Regions from separate parts of the Homo sapiens genome. Here region 2 is linked to region 1. Evidence: read pairs that join two places in POLR2A ChIA-PET (ENCODE). Cell type or tissue: MCF 10A. All regions are shown on one strand. Each heading gives the region's core, and the rest is flanking DNA. Links, peaks and the distances in the headings are about the cores only.

Region 1 (7,587 bases), core at 1,286-5,285:
TCCTCCTGGCACAGCTTCCTGGGTAGCTGGGAGTACAGGCATGTGATACCACAGCTAGCTACTTTTTTTTTTTTTTTGGTAGAGATGGGGTCTTACTATGTTGCCCAGGCTGATCTTGAACTCCTAGCCTCAGCAATCCTCCTACCTCAGTCACCCAAAGCACTGGGATTACAGGCATGAGCCACTGTGGCAGGCCCACCCAATTAAGTTTTTTAATCAGGGAATTTAAAAATTTCTTAGTGTTTTAAAGGGTCAGTCTAGCTACTGAAGGAGTGGAAACGAATTAGAGGAGTTAAGATTGGAGGACAAAGGCCAAATAAGAGGCCAGTGCAATAATTCAGGTGAGATGATGCAGCTTGACCAAGGGTGGTGGAGATGGAAAGAGAAAAGTCTGTGTATTCATTCAAGAGCTATTTAAGAGACAGAACCAATAGCGCAGCAGAGTGGCTAACAATTCAGGCTCTGCACTCAGAGCCACTCAGTCTGAACCTACTACCCTCCACCATAGTCTAGCACAGTGTTTAAGAACGTGACCTTTGGAGACTTCTTGGTTTTTTTTTTTTTTTTTTGAGATGGAGTTTCACTATTTCGCCCAGGCTGGAGTGAAGTGGCACGATCATGGCTCACTGCAACCTCTGCCCCACCAGGTTCAAGTGAGTCTCCTGCCTCAGCCTCCCGTGTAGCTGGGATTATAGGCACCCGCCACCATGCCCAGCTAATTTTTGTATTTTTAGTAGAGACGGGGTTTCGCTATGTTGACCAGGCTGGGCTCCAACTCTTGACCTCAGGTGATTCACCCACCTCGGCCTCCCAAAGTGCTGGGATTACAGGCGTGAGCCACCATGCCTGGCCGACTTCTTGGGTTTGTCTTGGTTCTGTGTCCTTGGGCAGGTTCCTTGACCTATGTGTGCCTCCATTTCCCCGCATGTAAAGTGGGAATCATAATGGTGCCAAACTCATTGAGGACTGAGTCCATACATATAAAGCACTTAGAATGGTACCAGGCTCATAATAAGTACTCAGCAAGCGATGGCTGTTATACTGTTGACAGTGGAGACTGATGGGATATGGGGAGAGAGAGGACTCTGCACCACTCTGCTATCCCCTGCCCAGAGTATTTCATTAGTTAGGGGCCCCGGATGCTGGACCACCTCTTGCCTGGAGGATCAATCCAATGTGTTAAAATAACTTGCAGAACCAATTGATGCTCCTATGGTAGGGGAGAGGGATGAAAGGATATTTTCTGGAGATGATATTCCTCACAAGTGTTTTATGCACCAAAGTAATGCTTAACAGAGGAAACCTGAAGCCGGAGGAAGCTGTGAGGGTGGCTCTATGACTGCTCAGTCAACAGGCAAGTTCTCATGGCATCCCTCAGGGCCACTGCTCATGCTTGAGAAAAGCCTAACTCCAGGCAGTGCCCTTCACAGACTATGCAAATAACCCCCTAGAGCCATGCTCTGCACAACCTTAACAGCCCAGTGGCCCTGCACCCCTCACTCACCTAGTGCAGACTTCTGGCCCATCCCTGAGAGAGAACCAATCACAGTGTAGCAGGCAAGGGGAGCCTGTTTACTTCAAAAGGAGCTGCTTTTATTTTTTGACTGCTTCTGCCTCCTTGGGGTGAAAGCTCACTGGTGCCAGAATGAACTCAACCCAAGGTACCTGCAATTGGCAGTTTTGTGTATTTGTTTTATAAAAATGCAAGGTAGAAAGTTGGCCCCAAAAGGCCGGACGCGGTGGCTCAGGCCTGTAATCCCAGCACTTTGGGAGGCCGAGGCGGGCGGATCACGAGGTCAGGAGATCGAGACCATCCTGGCTAACACGGTGAAACCCCATCTCTACTAAAAAAAAATACAAAAAATTAGCCGGGCGTGGTGGCGGGCGCCTGTAGTCCCAGCTACTCGGGAGGCTGAGGCACGAGAATGGCGTGAACCCGGGAGGCGGAGCTTGCAGCGAGCAGAGATCACACCACTGCACTCCAGCCTGGGCAACAGAGCGAGACTCTGTCTCAAAAAAAAAAAAAAAAAAAAAATTAAAAAAAAAAAAAGAAAGTTGGCCCCAAAAGAATGAAAACGGAATAAAAAATGTGTTTAGAGTCTTGCCTCTTTCTGTACTAGAGGAAAAGGAGATCAATTCCGGGAGAAAACACCCGCATGGTCATGGCAACAACCATTTTCTGAAGCCCAGCTGCGGTCAGCCACATGGGAGTATGAGAGCTAGGAGGGCAGCGGGTGCACGAATCCACCCACACCCAAACCACACAGAGCCATTACCTACCACAGAGCTGACGTGAACAGGAGTGTGCTTGAGGGTGGCGCTTGACACAAGTATCAATGTGCTTTTGTCTTCCAGAAAAAAACTTCAGGCTTTCATGACCTACAGCTCAGACCCTGCAACACCCTCACCCCATTTCTACTCCTGCAGGATTTCTGGAAGCAAATCCTTATGTGACTTTGATAGCACTGAAGAAATAAAATCTGAGGTGAGGACTTAGAAAATCATTCGAGAAGCATTGCAGCTCGTAAGTTTGATCTTGATGCCCACAGAACTGGCAGCTCTTAAGTTATTACAGTATCAGAGCTTCAGAAAATGCTCTGCTAAAGACAATTTTGTGCTCAGAACTAAGCTAAAGACACACAGCCTCAGCAGTCGCAAGGTTTGTATTATTCTAAATTGGTTCCAAGGGAAATTTCCTGGAGAAAGTGATTTGTGGGTGGTGCCTCAGCTACAGGATTTCCCTGGCCGGGGGTTGAAGGCACTGGGTCTGTTCCAGTGACACTGTGATCAGAGTTGCCAACAGTTTCCTATTTCAAATCACTAACTCGAATCCCCAGGCCACTTTCAAATGTTTCCATACGCATGCGCTGTATCCCTGAATACCCTCTCAGTGGTTATGGCCCCCCAATCCCCATCAATGGCCTCTAAGAGCTGTTCTTTTTTTCTCTTTCTCTGCGGCAGGGAAACAGCCCAGCTGGCGGCTGACCTCACCCTCTGATTCATGCTCATCAGTCACGTGCTGGTCTTTTTTTCAATCCCTTTCCCTAACAAATATATTCCATCTCAGACTGGTCTCCTAGGAAACCAACCCTCAAAAACAGAAATAGACCAAGAGGAAAACAGGAATACTCCCCAAATTCCACCTTGTAATGTTTAATAATGAGAGAACCCAAAGAACAGAAACAGCAGTTAGTTTATGTAATTAAAATGTGTGGACTTTTCCTCTGTAGATTTTAAACTCGGCTTTGGATCATGCCCTAAGGACAGCAACCATTTTGAAAGAAACTACAGATCAAATGATTAAAACGATTGCAGAAGACCTTGCTAAAGCACAGAGGTGGAGGAATCGACTGAAATACTAGTTCAACGCTAGGCTACCAAGGATTCAAAAGAAAAAAATGCAAAGAAAACTTGATCTTCCCCCAAAATGTATTTTACTTACTACACAATTTAGGAAGATGACTTTCTAGAGAAAACACAGAAACCATAAGAAATGGGTAACACAAAGTACTTAAAGGAAAAAGAAAAAAGAAAGGACTTCTGATTCTTAAAATCAAAAGCAACCAACAAGTATTTATTTTAAAATAAATCTATGTTCTTCTTAACTCATAATAAAAGAAATCAAAACAAAACAATGAATTTCCTTTTATCTATTAGTCTGAAAAAAGATTAAAGTTTGAAGAAACCCTGTGTCAGTGAGGATGGAGGGAAACTGGTACTCTCATATGCTGTTGGCAGAAATGCAACCTTTTTGGAAGACTATTTGGTAATATCTACCAAGTTCCACAAATTCCAAATCATGTACCTTCAGAGCAGCAATTCCACTTCTAGGAATTTCTTTTACATATAAGCCACACAATGTGGCATGATATATGTACAGGGAAGGGCACTGGAGCACTGATGGTAACAACCCCAAGGGGGAACTAATCTAAATACCCCCTGTGATGATTCATAAATGACAATACTTTGTGGCCACCGAAAAGAATGAGGTTGGATTATCTGCAAAAGTCAGTGAAAGAAGCAAGATGCCTAAGCATATATATAGAGAGTTGTAACCTCTGGGGTCTTTCTATGTTGCCCAGGCTGGACTTGAACTTCAAGCAATCCTCCCGCCTTAGCCTACTGAGTGGCTGGGACTACAGGCACACACCAATGTGCCTGGCTCTTCATTTGTGTATTTTTTTTAAAAGGGCATACGTATTTTCAGGAAAGATACCTAAAAATCTGAAGTGAACCTCTAGTAAAGGAAACTGGGAGTTTTGGGGGAGAAAGGGGTTTTTACCTTCTTTTCTGTACTATATGAAATTCTCACAATATACTTATAAGTCAAAATTATTTGTTTAAAGATCGCTTGAAGTCAGAAATATGTGAAAATAATAGCCTTAATGAAATTTTGGAAAAGACAATTCATTAAAACTGTGTACCAGAGATTAAGTACATTTTCATGCAGACCAGAGCAGGCTTTTTTTTTTTTCCTTCCAGATCAAGCTTTTGCTTTCCTTCTTTAAGAGTGATTTATTACCTCCTTAGTGACAGCACAGCAGGGTATTGGCTCTTTCCCCCTTCCCTGAAACTTCTGATTTTCATTCACCCTAGACATTCAACAAATGGTTTCCCAACTCCCAGAGTTTGGCTCAGTGGTCAGGAGGGAGTTGAATCTATTCCCACTTTAGATTTTCGTGCCAATGTGAGCAGCTGGTATTCGTCTAGCTGGCTGGAGAATGGACTGTTTTTAACTTTGGGGTTTGTAAATTGGTTTAGGGTGCCCTGGAAGAGATAATGCACAGGTCAGTCTGAAAATACCTCTGACTTTATGGCCAAATTTACTTCAGGCTGTGGCACTGTAAGGAAGATAGCAAGGAACCATGGCTGGTATTAGAAAAAACAGAGCTTAAACTGTGTATGTTCTATTAAATAAAACTTATGGGAGGTCATTTTTTTGGACTAAGCTCCTACAGGGGACCCCAACAGACCAGACCAAACTAGAATGGAGTCACTCATGCTAGGTGCCACGTAATCAAACTGAACTTTAAAATAGGTCAGTTTAAAAGAAAAAAAAAAGACCCAGAACATTCACAGTATCCCATTAGAAGGGGCCCCGTCAACCTGAGCTGGCATAAGGAAGTCCCCTCTGCTTTAACCCATATAAAGACACCTTTTGTTCCTTGTTTCCATTTTCTTCTGTTTTTTTCTGCCTATAAAGCCCACTCCTGTGCTCAGCCTTTCTATTTCATAGATAGGATGCTGCCTGATTCATAAATTGCTAATAAAAGCCAATTAGGTCATTAGACTTAATTTGTTGACATTTTGGTTTTTGGCAGTTCCAAGAGGCTTCCAGTATCATCACATATCTAAATTTAATCACAACTTGCTAATCTGTTTTGTATGTTAGTACCACTATCTCATCCCCAAGTTTAAAATCATATACTTCTCTGGCTTGAAGTGTTCTTATATGATTCATTAGTTCTTAACCTTTTTTGGGCTCATTTTTTGGGAATCTGGTGAAAGCTATGGAGTCTCCCTTCCCCCATGCTCTGCCTTCTCGTGGAAAAGAATACATTCATTTTTAAAAGTTCGTGGACACCATGAAACAAATCCATGGAACCTTGGTTAGAAACGTCTACCATTAACGAATATTTCTAAATCCCTCAAATTAACATTTATAGAAATTGGTAATTATAATCATTTTTGATTTAAAAATATGGCCCATTTCTGCTTTATCAAACCATATTCTAAATGTAATTTTCCATTTCCTTGAAGATTAGGGGTCATTATGAGCAATCACTGCAACACGACTAATCTAAGAAATAGCAAAAAAGGGCAGGCAATGCCCTTAAGGAGTTCCACAAAGACACTAGGCTCTGATTTACAAGGATAATTTTATACTTACTGATCCTGTAGTCTTGGCCATCTCCTCCCTCATGCAATTCTTGTGTCAATTCTAATGACCTCTCTTCTAATTCTGTTCGAGTAATAAACCAGAAAAACAAGCTTGTGAAGTAAAAGTAATGGTACCCCTAATGCTGGCATCAAGGGACTCAGCATTGCCTGAGGGCTGTAAAGAAACACCTGGCAGTCTCCAGGGTGCACAGGCCTCTCAGTATTTACTCCAAGGTCTAGCTGTGCTCTGGCCGCTGGAAGCTGCCAGCAGGATGCAATGGGACTGTCTATAGAGGGCTTTTTATCATCTTTTTATTATTTTTTTTTATTTTTATTTTTTTTGAGACGGAGTCTCACTCTGTCGCCCAGGCTGGAGTGCAATTGCGGGATCTCGGCTCACTGCAATCTCTGCCTCCCAGGTTCAAGTGATTCTCCTGCCTCAGCCTCCCGAGGGATTATAGGCACCCACCACCACACCCAGCTAATTTTTGTATTTTTAGTAGAGATGGGATTTCACCATGTTGGTCAGGCTGGTCTCCAATCCCTGACCTCAGGTGATCTGCCTGCCTCGGCCTTCCAAAGTGCTGGGATTACAGGCGTGAGCCACTGCGCCCGGCCTATCATCTTTAAGACAAAGTTCTAGCCATCCCCTTTAGTTAACTATTATAGTTTGCAAAAGAAATCTCATCTTTTTATCCTATTATAATCTTGCTGTTAATGAATTATATAAAATAGGCCTAATTTGTACTAAATACGAATATGTGTTTATATTTAATAGAAAAAACATTGTTTTGGTGTTAAAAATTTTCCTATAGAAGGAAGACATTTCTTGCTCCTTTGATTTTAGAAGAAATCTGCTTGCATTCCAATAGGACTTACAATGGGTACAAATACCTAGGGAAGAACTGAGTTATGGAGGTGTCGTATCTTACACAATAAACTGTGGGGTCAGGCCCTTTGGGGCTCAAATCCAAGACTTTTGAGATCTTGTGAACTCCTATTGTGATCCTGGAGCAGTAAAGGCTAAGGGTCTAGGAACCAGGATAACAGGATTAATAAAGATATCCTTATTTATTTACTAATATGATTGAAGAATGTGAATCCACTGTACTTTATAAATAAAGCACATTTCAACAGGAAGCAAATCTGTGTTTCAGAGACAGTGAATAAATGGTTTCCATTGGTTGCAACAACAAAAAAGTCTTTTTCTGGGTCTTGAAATCAAAACCTGTAATTTTTTTTTTTCAGACAGGGACTGACTCGCCCAGGCTGAAGTGCAGTGGTGTGATCACAGTTCACTGCAGCCTCCACCTCCTTGGTTCAAGCAATCCTCCTGCCTCAGCCTCTTGAGTAGTAGCTGGGATCACAGGTACGTGTCACCACACCCAGCTTTTTTTTTTTTCCTTTTTTTGTAAAGATGTGGTCTCACTTTTGGAATATTCATAGAACGAAAAAAAAAAAAAAAAGATGTGGTCTCACTATGTTGCTCAGGCTCGTCTCAAACTCCTGGGCTCAAGTGATCCTCCTGCTTTGGCCTGTAATTGCTAATTCTATGGGGGAAAAAAAATCAGCTTATACAAGGAATTTATGTGAGATGACGTCTTATGGCTTCAAATTCATAAGAGATTTTGTAAACAAAGGGTCTCTGCAATTCAAAGCTTAACATATATGTGAAATACAGGACTCAAAACATCCGATATCAGTGTG
Region 2 (7,587 bases), core at 2,116-6,115, 110 kb after region 1:
ACAATGGTCTGGAAGTACAATGATTTTAAAGAAATGAGTTAGGAAAGATAATTATTGTGTTAGCAACCGTCTCTGGCTAATGTCAACTTCTTGGTTGTCAAAATAGGTAATGAGTGTTATCGCTGAACTGTTCCATTGGGAAACAATGCAAATAAAGCGGTTGCTTTTGTAATATGAATTTACTTTAAAGCTTTGAATGACTAAATTTACCAGCTGTCTGAAATTCTCGCTTCAGGAATGAGATTCTGCAAAGCAGTGAATGCATGAATTTTGATACTGAAGGGAATGGAGCTAAGACAACCAAGAGGGGAAATAGCTACAAGAGTAAGTCTATTTACACATTATTAGTGTACTAATAAGGTAATATCAGCAAATTTAAGATTAGTAAATAATGCAAAGGCCAGGAGAGGGACTGAAAATAAAAGATAAAGATAAGAGTCTGGAACGGAAGAGGGAGAAAATGTGAGGATGCTCCACACAAGAATCATCCACTTTCCAGACCACACATGCCTGTGTTGATGCTTCCTGACACCCACCCTCCTTCACTAAGCTCATGCGCACTACTTTAGCTTATGTTACTTGGTGTGCAATTCCAGATCTCAGAACTGTGATTAGTCGGGATTAGGTTTTGCTGAGAGTGGACAGAAAACCTATAACAGTGGCTTAACCAGAAGTTTCTTCCTGATATAAAATAGTAGAGGCAAAGCCTCCAGGAGTGGCGTGGCAATTCTATTCCACGGAGTCTTGAGAGACCCAGGCTCCTTTTTCCTCTTTAGTCTGCCATCCCTAGGAGGAGGCCCTCCTTCTTGGTCCAAGATAAAGTTCCAGCTATCACATTAAAGTTCTAAGCAGCAGAATTCAGTGAGAGGAGATAAAAGAGACTAACGATACATTCCAGTAATCTCTATTGGGGAACAATTGGCAGTCTACCACACAAATGAATGAATAAATAAATGTGATCTGGTGCATAGGTAGATCAGCCAAGGGCAGAATTTAAGACATGTAACGGAAAGATATAGAGAGAGGTGGCCAGGCGCATTGGTTCATGCCCATAATCCCAACACTTTGGGAGGCCAAGGCAGGTGGATCACTTGAGCCTAGGCGTTTGAGAGCAGCCTGGGCAACATGGAGAGACCCCATCTCTACCAAAAATATAAAAAAGTCTCCAGGTGGGGTGGCGTGTGCCTGTAGCCCCAGCTACTCAGCAGGCTGAGGTGGGAGGAGTGCTTGAGCCCAGGGAGGTCAAGGCTGCAGTAAATATGAATATGAAATGAATATGGAGATGAAGTAGGAACTTCAGAAACTAGTAAAGATTTGAAGTGGCCATTGTAGGGGATATCAAAAAGAAATATTTAGGGATATAGAAGGAATGTAGAGTAGGATTAACTCCAGGAAAACATTGGAAACTGCAAGATTTTTAGTGGCCCTAATCCATAATGTAGTCTTCCACCATGCCCTTACATCCCCCTTCTGCCAAAGGCAGACCATTTCCACCAAAAAAAAAAAAAAAAGAGGAATCATATAAAACTTCCTATTTGGGCCCAGCATGGTGTCTCATGCCCATAATCCCAGCATGTTGGGAGGCCAAGGTGGGAGGGTTACTTGAGCCCAAGAGTTCCAGACCAGCCTGGGCAATGCAGTGAGACCCCACCTCTATAAAAAATTAGCCAGGTGTGGTGGTGTGTGCCTATAGTCTCAGCTACTTGGGAGGCTGAGGTAGGAGGATCACTTGAGCTTGGGAGGTTGAGACTACAGTGAGCCACGATCGTGCCACTGTACTCCAGCCTGGGCAACGGAGCAAGACCATGTCTCAAACAAACAAACCCCACTTTTTGTCACAAACACACACCACTTTTTTTCTTCTTCACTCAAATTAAGTAGATGGTATTTTCTTGCTGGTACTAACAAGGATAAACAGATTAAAAACTCAATGTTAGAAAATATCAGGAAGACCCTTACTGATCAGAGATTCCTGGTTATTACAATAAAAGAAACCAGAGTTAGGCTCCTGTATTCCAGGGAAGAGAAACTCAGGCCACCTTAAGAAAAACAGAGAAATTGCAAGGATATCCACTGACCAGACTGGGAAAAAACTAGAAAGCCAGCAGGAAGTGAGGCAGCTTCAGGGTCCGGTGACTCTTTTACATGGTCACTGTTGTAAGACAACTATGCATCTTGTCCACTCTTCTAAGGACTGGCCAATTCTTAGTTTTCTGTTAAAATTCTGAAAGAAGCCTGTCTGATTCACTTACATAATTCTCAACAAACTTCTTGGGCTGAGCCCTTTATACTAGACTACTTCATCAGCCAGCCAAAGGAGGGAGCATCCATATGACTGGCATCATTTTAATACATTGTACCATTCAGGGTCCAGTCCAGAGACAGAAAACACACAGTAATTCCAAGAGGCAAAGTTTGATACAAAGAATTATTAACCAGTAACGGGGTTAACTACTAAAGGTAAAGAGAAGGCTAAAAAAATACAGTAATAGTGGATATAGGGAGCAGCCATTACCTCTAGTGCTGAGGCAGAGGACCCAAGAAAAGAACAAATGTGGGGGACGTGGCTGGGCACAGTGGCTCACATCTGTAATCTCAGCACTTTGGGAGGCCAAGGAGGGAGGATTGCTTGAGGCCAGGAGTTTGAGACCAGCTTGGGAAACACAGTAAGACCCAGTCCCTAGGAAGAAAAATAAAAATCAGCCAGTTGTAGGGGCACCCGCCCATAATAATCCTTCCTAACCACTCAGGAGGCTGAGGCTGGAGGATTGCTTGAGCCCTGGTTGAGTCTGCAGCGAGCTGAGATCGTGCCACTGCACTCCAGCCTGGGTGACAGAGCAAGGCTCTGTCTAAAACAACAATAACAACCAAAACAAAACAAACAAACAAAAAACGAAAACATTAGGAGACGTTCCCTTGCTAGACTGAGATTCAGACCTTGTTGGCGAGGGTGCAGTTGTGGCTTCTCAGCAAATGCTGAGAAGCTGAAGGTTGGAGCTGGAGAGCAGAGGTGTCAACAAAAGTAGCTAGGAGGCCACCCACTGGGGTGCCACTGAGACTTACTGGGAAACCTGTGAGGTCCTGCTGAAACTCCTGGGCAGGTGCCTGCTGGAGCACTAGCAAACTTGCTGGGAAGCGGGCAGGGGACTCGTGGACTTGCGGGGAACTCCCACTTCTCTCAATGAGATGGTACTGAAATTTGCTGGGGGATATATATTGCTGGGTGCTCTACATGCCACTGGCCCCTACACAATGGAGAAGCAAAAAGAAAAAAGAAAACACACCTCTCTGCTGCAGCTCCCTCCAGCATGCTCCACTGACACGCTTAACATTATGCCAGCCGGCAATGGAAAAATGTTTAAAAGGCCCAGCTCCAGAATCACGAAGCAGGGAAATAAAAGGTGGATGTGGAGCTAGAAAATGTATAAATAACTGGCACATCCACAAATCACTGGCTGTCCCTGCACAAGTTTCGGCTAACCCATGGAACACTTCATTCAGGAAATGTTCACCGAACCAGTACCTGGATTGGCTGGATGAGTGTTGCATTTAAGATTTTCCCTCTATTGGTATAGTCGAATATCCAGGACATTGACTTCAAAATTTCTAAATAAGAGGGAAGGAGAAGACAAGAGGTCTTCCCTTGCATTTGCTCAGCAAGCACTGCTTGTTTTCACTTAGATTATATGTTTATTTTGGATGTCAGAGGTTCATAGCTGATGGAATTTGTTGGAGGGCGGGGCAGGGATGTGTGTGACTAATTGCACTGACTCAAGAAACAGAGAAATAATTCAGCTTCAGAATGGCCAGAACAAGAATCAGCCAAGGAAAACCAACTGAAGATTGGTGGACTTTAAGTACCTGCAGATCAGGGAAGCTTATGTGAGGATTTCTTTACAATAAGTAGTTCTTTTTCCAATCCTTGTGGCAAAACCTCAGGGCTTACATGAAATGCTGTAAGGTCAGTTCTCTGTTTATGCAATAGGCTGAAAAAGCACCCCCCACCCCCTAACACACACATCTGGATACATATCTGTGCTACACATTGTGGATCATGATTATGTAAATAGAAATGCTTTGAATATCAATACTCTGAGAAATCAAATAACGGATTTTAAGTCAGCCATGATGCTAACATTTTCCAGTTGTGACAATGGTCCCAATAAATGCCATTTCAGAGGTACTTGCAAAGTACTGTGGGACTTTATAGGGTGGAATGACGGAGGGGAAATTTCAGAGTGACACTACCAAGAAGCGTTTCCTGCCACGTAAAATCATCTCTACTTAAGAGGTCCTATAATTTAGTCATTCAAGGCTGATTTCAGCATTTACGTAATAGAATCAAACTAGGAACAGAATCAACGCCCATCAGTTGGCCAATATCACCTGAGAATTGGTCCACTAGTCAGTGTTTGAGGTTGCACGTTGGCATCAGTTGAAAGATGTACAAACTGCCAGTGGTGGGACCTCATCTCTACTAACCAAAAACTTTATAATAAAGCACAACTTTTAGGGAAGAGAATTAAGTGAATACCATTGTCATTTTTTTCTTCCTCTGCAGCTCTAAGTAAAATAACAAAACAGATACTGCCTTTGCAACTAACTGCCTAAGTACTCTTAGGAACTTAAGTTTCTGGTTTATTAATTCCCAAACACTGTACATCTAAGCATAGTTTTAAAAAAATCAGTTAATGAACAGAACCAAAGTCCTAGGGCAGTTTGTGAGTTCCTTTGAAGTTACACACAAATTTTAAGGTACTTTTTGAGACACAGCCTCCTTCTCTCGCCCAGGCTGGAGTGCAGTGGTGAGATCTCGGCTAACCGCAACTTCCGCCTCCCAGGTTCTAAGCGACTCTGCTGCCTCAGCATCCGGAGTAGCTGGGATTACAGGCGTGCACCACCACACCCGGCGTATTTTGTATTTTGTATTTTGATTTTTTGAGACGGAGTCTTGCTCTGTCAACCAGGCTGGAGTGCAGTGGCGTGATCTCAGCTCACTGCAACCTCTGCCTCCTGGTTTCAAGGGATTCTCCTACCTCAGCCTCCCAAGTAGCTGAGACTACAGGCATACACCACCACACCCGGCTAATTTTTGTATTTTTATTAGAAACGGGGTTTCACTGTGTTAGCCAGGCTGGTCTCGAACTCCTGACCTTGTGATCTGCCCGCCTTGGCCTCCCAAAGTGCTGGGATTACAGGCATGAGCCACCACACCCGGCCCGTATTTTCCACTTTTTAGTAGACATGGGGTTTCAGCATGTTGGCCAGGCTGGTCTCAAACTCCTGACCTCAGGTGACCTACTGGCCTCGGACTCCCAAAGTGCTGGGATTACAGATGTGAGCCACTGCACCTAGTGGGGTACTTTTTTTTAGACAGGATGGTAGCTTTCATCAGATTACTAAAAAGTGGGCCCAGAACTCAAAACAACCATTGCCTTAGAGGAACTGAGGAACTAAATCAGAGTTAGGAGATAAAAACAGGGCAATATTAAAATGAACACTTTATATTAAAAGTTTAAGATTGATGATATACTCGCCCATGTATAGAATTTAATTGCAAATTGAACATTAAAAACAGGCAAAAGATTTTAATACATGGAAAGGTGAAATCATTCCAGTAAGTACAAAAACTGGATGGAGGATGCTTATTAAGCTGTATTAAAAATTTTTTTAAATTATACTTTAAGTTCAGATACATGTGCAGAACGTGCCGGTTTGTTACCTAGATATACATGTACCTTGGTGGTGAGCTGCACCCATCAACCTGTCATCTACATTAGGTATTTCTCCTAATATTATCCCTCCCCTAGTCCCCCACCCCACAACAGGCCCCGGCGTGTGATGTTCGTGTCCAAATGTTCTCATGTTTCAAGAAATGTGAGATGTCTTTCATAGCCACTTGTTTTCCCAGTTTCTTAGGAAGCCACTCTCCAAATAAATCATGCATATATATAGCAATAACTAGCACAATTTACATGTTCTCACACCTACCATAATTTTCCTCAAAAGCAAACATATTTAAAAATCGTAAGAAGGGACTGGAGTGGTGGCTCACACCTGTAATCACAGCGCTTTGGGAGGCTGAGGTGGGTGGATCACTTGAGGCCAGGAGTTCAAGACCAGCCTGGGCAACATGGCGAAATCCCAACCCTACCAAAAATACAAATTAGCCGGGTGTGCTAGCATGCACCTGTGGTCCCAGCTACTTAGGAGGCCAAGTTCGGAGGATCACTTGAGCCAGGGAAGTGGAGGCTGCAGTGAGCAGAGATTGCACCACTGCACTCCAGTCTGGGTGACAGAGCCAGGCCCGTCTCAAAACAAAAACAAACTAAAAACCCACAAGAAATCAAATGTAGTGACGATCATCGAACTGTCAATCGAGGTGATAGTTCTTTCACCTCCATGTGAAGTAATTTAAATTCTTTCCACATTTTACTTAAAATAGTCAGATAAAACATTTCACATGGAACCATATCCAAAGTAGTAGCTCCATAATTTAGGTATGCTAAAAGTAGATTTTCAACACAAGACAAATTTAGTGGCTTTCATATTATACAATAGGTTTTTCTAACTTCTGGGTGTCTATAGCACTAATTCACTTGATGCTCAATTTAAAAGACAAAGGAATTTTCTTAAAAAAGAAAAAAGCATATCATTTTTAGAAGAATTCATTTAATGAGATTTTTCTAAAATGGAGTGGTACATATGTTAAGCCCACATATGGAGGACTCTTGCAAGTGTACTCGTTTGCTCCATTTAACATTTTTGCAAGGTGGCTTCTGAGTGCGCATTAGTTGGCCAGTATAACCAGTGAGATAAAACAAACCTCAATGTGCGTGCCAGGTTCACTACACTGTCAGAATACTGAGTTTTAGCCCTAGCACTGACATCATTACTTTGGGCCTCTATTTTCTTTTCTAAAAAGAATTGGGTGAATTATCTTAAAGAATTTCAAGTCCAAATTTTAAAAAATGCTAACATATTGTCCAAGTAAAAGGTATCCCAATAAACGTCTTTGACATGGAACAAAGTAATCAAATGACACATGTAACAACCACTGACAAAGGGAACTGCCATTATCAAGTATTCTAATAAAGATTATTGATTACCACATGCCCAATCCCAGTCTATGCATTTCTCCAAAATTCACTTGTCATCTGGGCACTAAGACATCCCTGTACACAAAGTGTGACTCTACTGACGTTTCATCAATTTCCACAATATAAATATGCTAAAAAAATTTAACAAATGGGGGAAAAGCCAAGACCCAGGATAAAGGATTTAATCCAGTATTTATTCCACACTCATGATGGTTCTGTAATCAGAATACAAGTTGTAAGAACAATCTATCAAATAATTTGCTGATAGTCTTAAATAATGCAGCACAGCATTACTTTTAATACTCCTCTGTTCTAGATTAAGTTTAAAAACTCAAACAGCAATCTCCATTATCAATAAAAAAAGTTCTGAATTTTAAAAAAAGGACACTATATCAAGCTGTTTCATAATTTAAGGATTTTCCATTTATAAAAATGCTTTGGAAGCTTGAGGCTTGAATCTGTTTCTCTACTCATCTGCCCCACCCTC

Evidence for each region. ChIA-PET counts read pairs that join two places held together with the same protein. Peaks named below come from ENCODE experiments on the same cell type or tissue, not always from the same donor. Only the 100,000 strongest peaks of a DNase experiment are listed, where the experiment ranks them.
Region 2: POLR2A ChIA-PET joins it to region 1 with 6 read pairs; 11 of 35 experiments call an interaction of 5 or more read pairs at or near these places.

Annotation. Positions count from the first base shown.
Region 1 is chr1:108,811,946-108,819,532 of GRCh38, reverse strand. It overlaps AKNAD1 (AKNA domain containing 1), which reads left to right. Exons shown (of 16, transcript NM_152763.5): 15 at 2,356-2,485; 16 at 3,231-3,632. The coding sequence ends at 3,362. It overlaps LOC105378891 (a long non-coding RNA gene), which reads right to left and starts at 5,943. Exons shown (of 5, transcript XR_947687.3): 1 at 5,891-5,943. In MCF 10A, for the core only: no CTCF peak of the experiment used is centred there; DNase peaks (open chromatin) are centred at 2,262 and 3,002.
Region 2 is chr1:108,700,872-108,708,458 of GRCh38, reverse strand. PRPF38B (pre-mRNA processing factor 38B) reads right to left here. Exons shown (of 6, transcript NM_018061.4): 6 at 5,531-7,587. Among named protein-coding and RNA genes, the nearest start is that of FNDC7, 8.2 kb to the left of the region's middle. RefSeq lists an enhancer at 4,857-4,946. In MCF 10A, for the core only: no CTCF peak of the experiment used is centred there; DNase peaks (open chromatin) are centred at 3,748 and 4,378.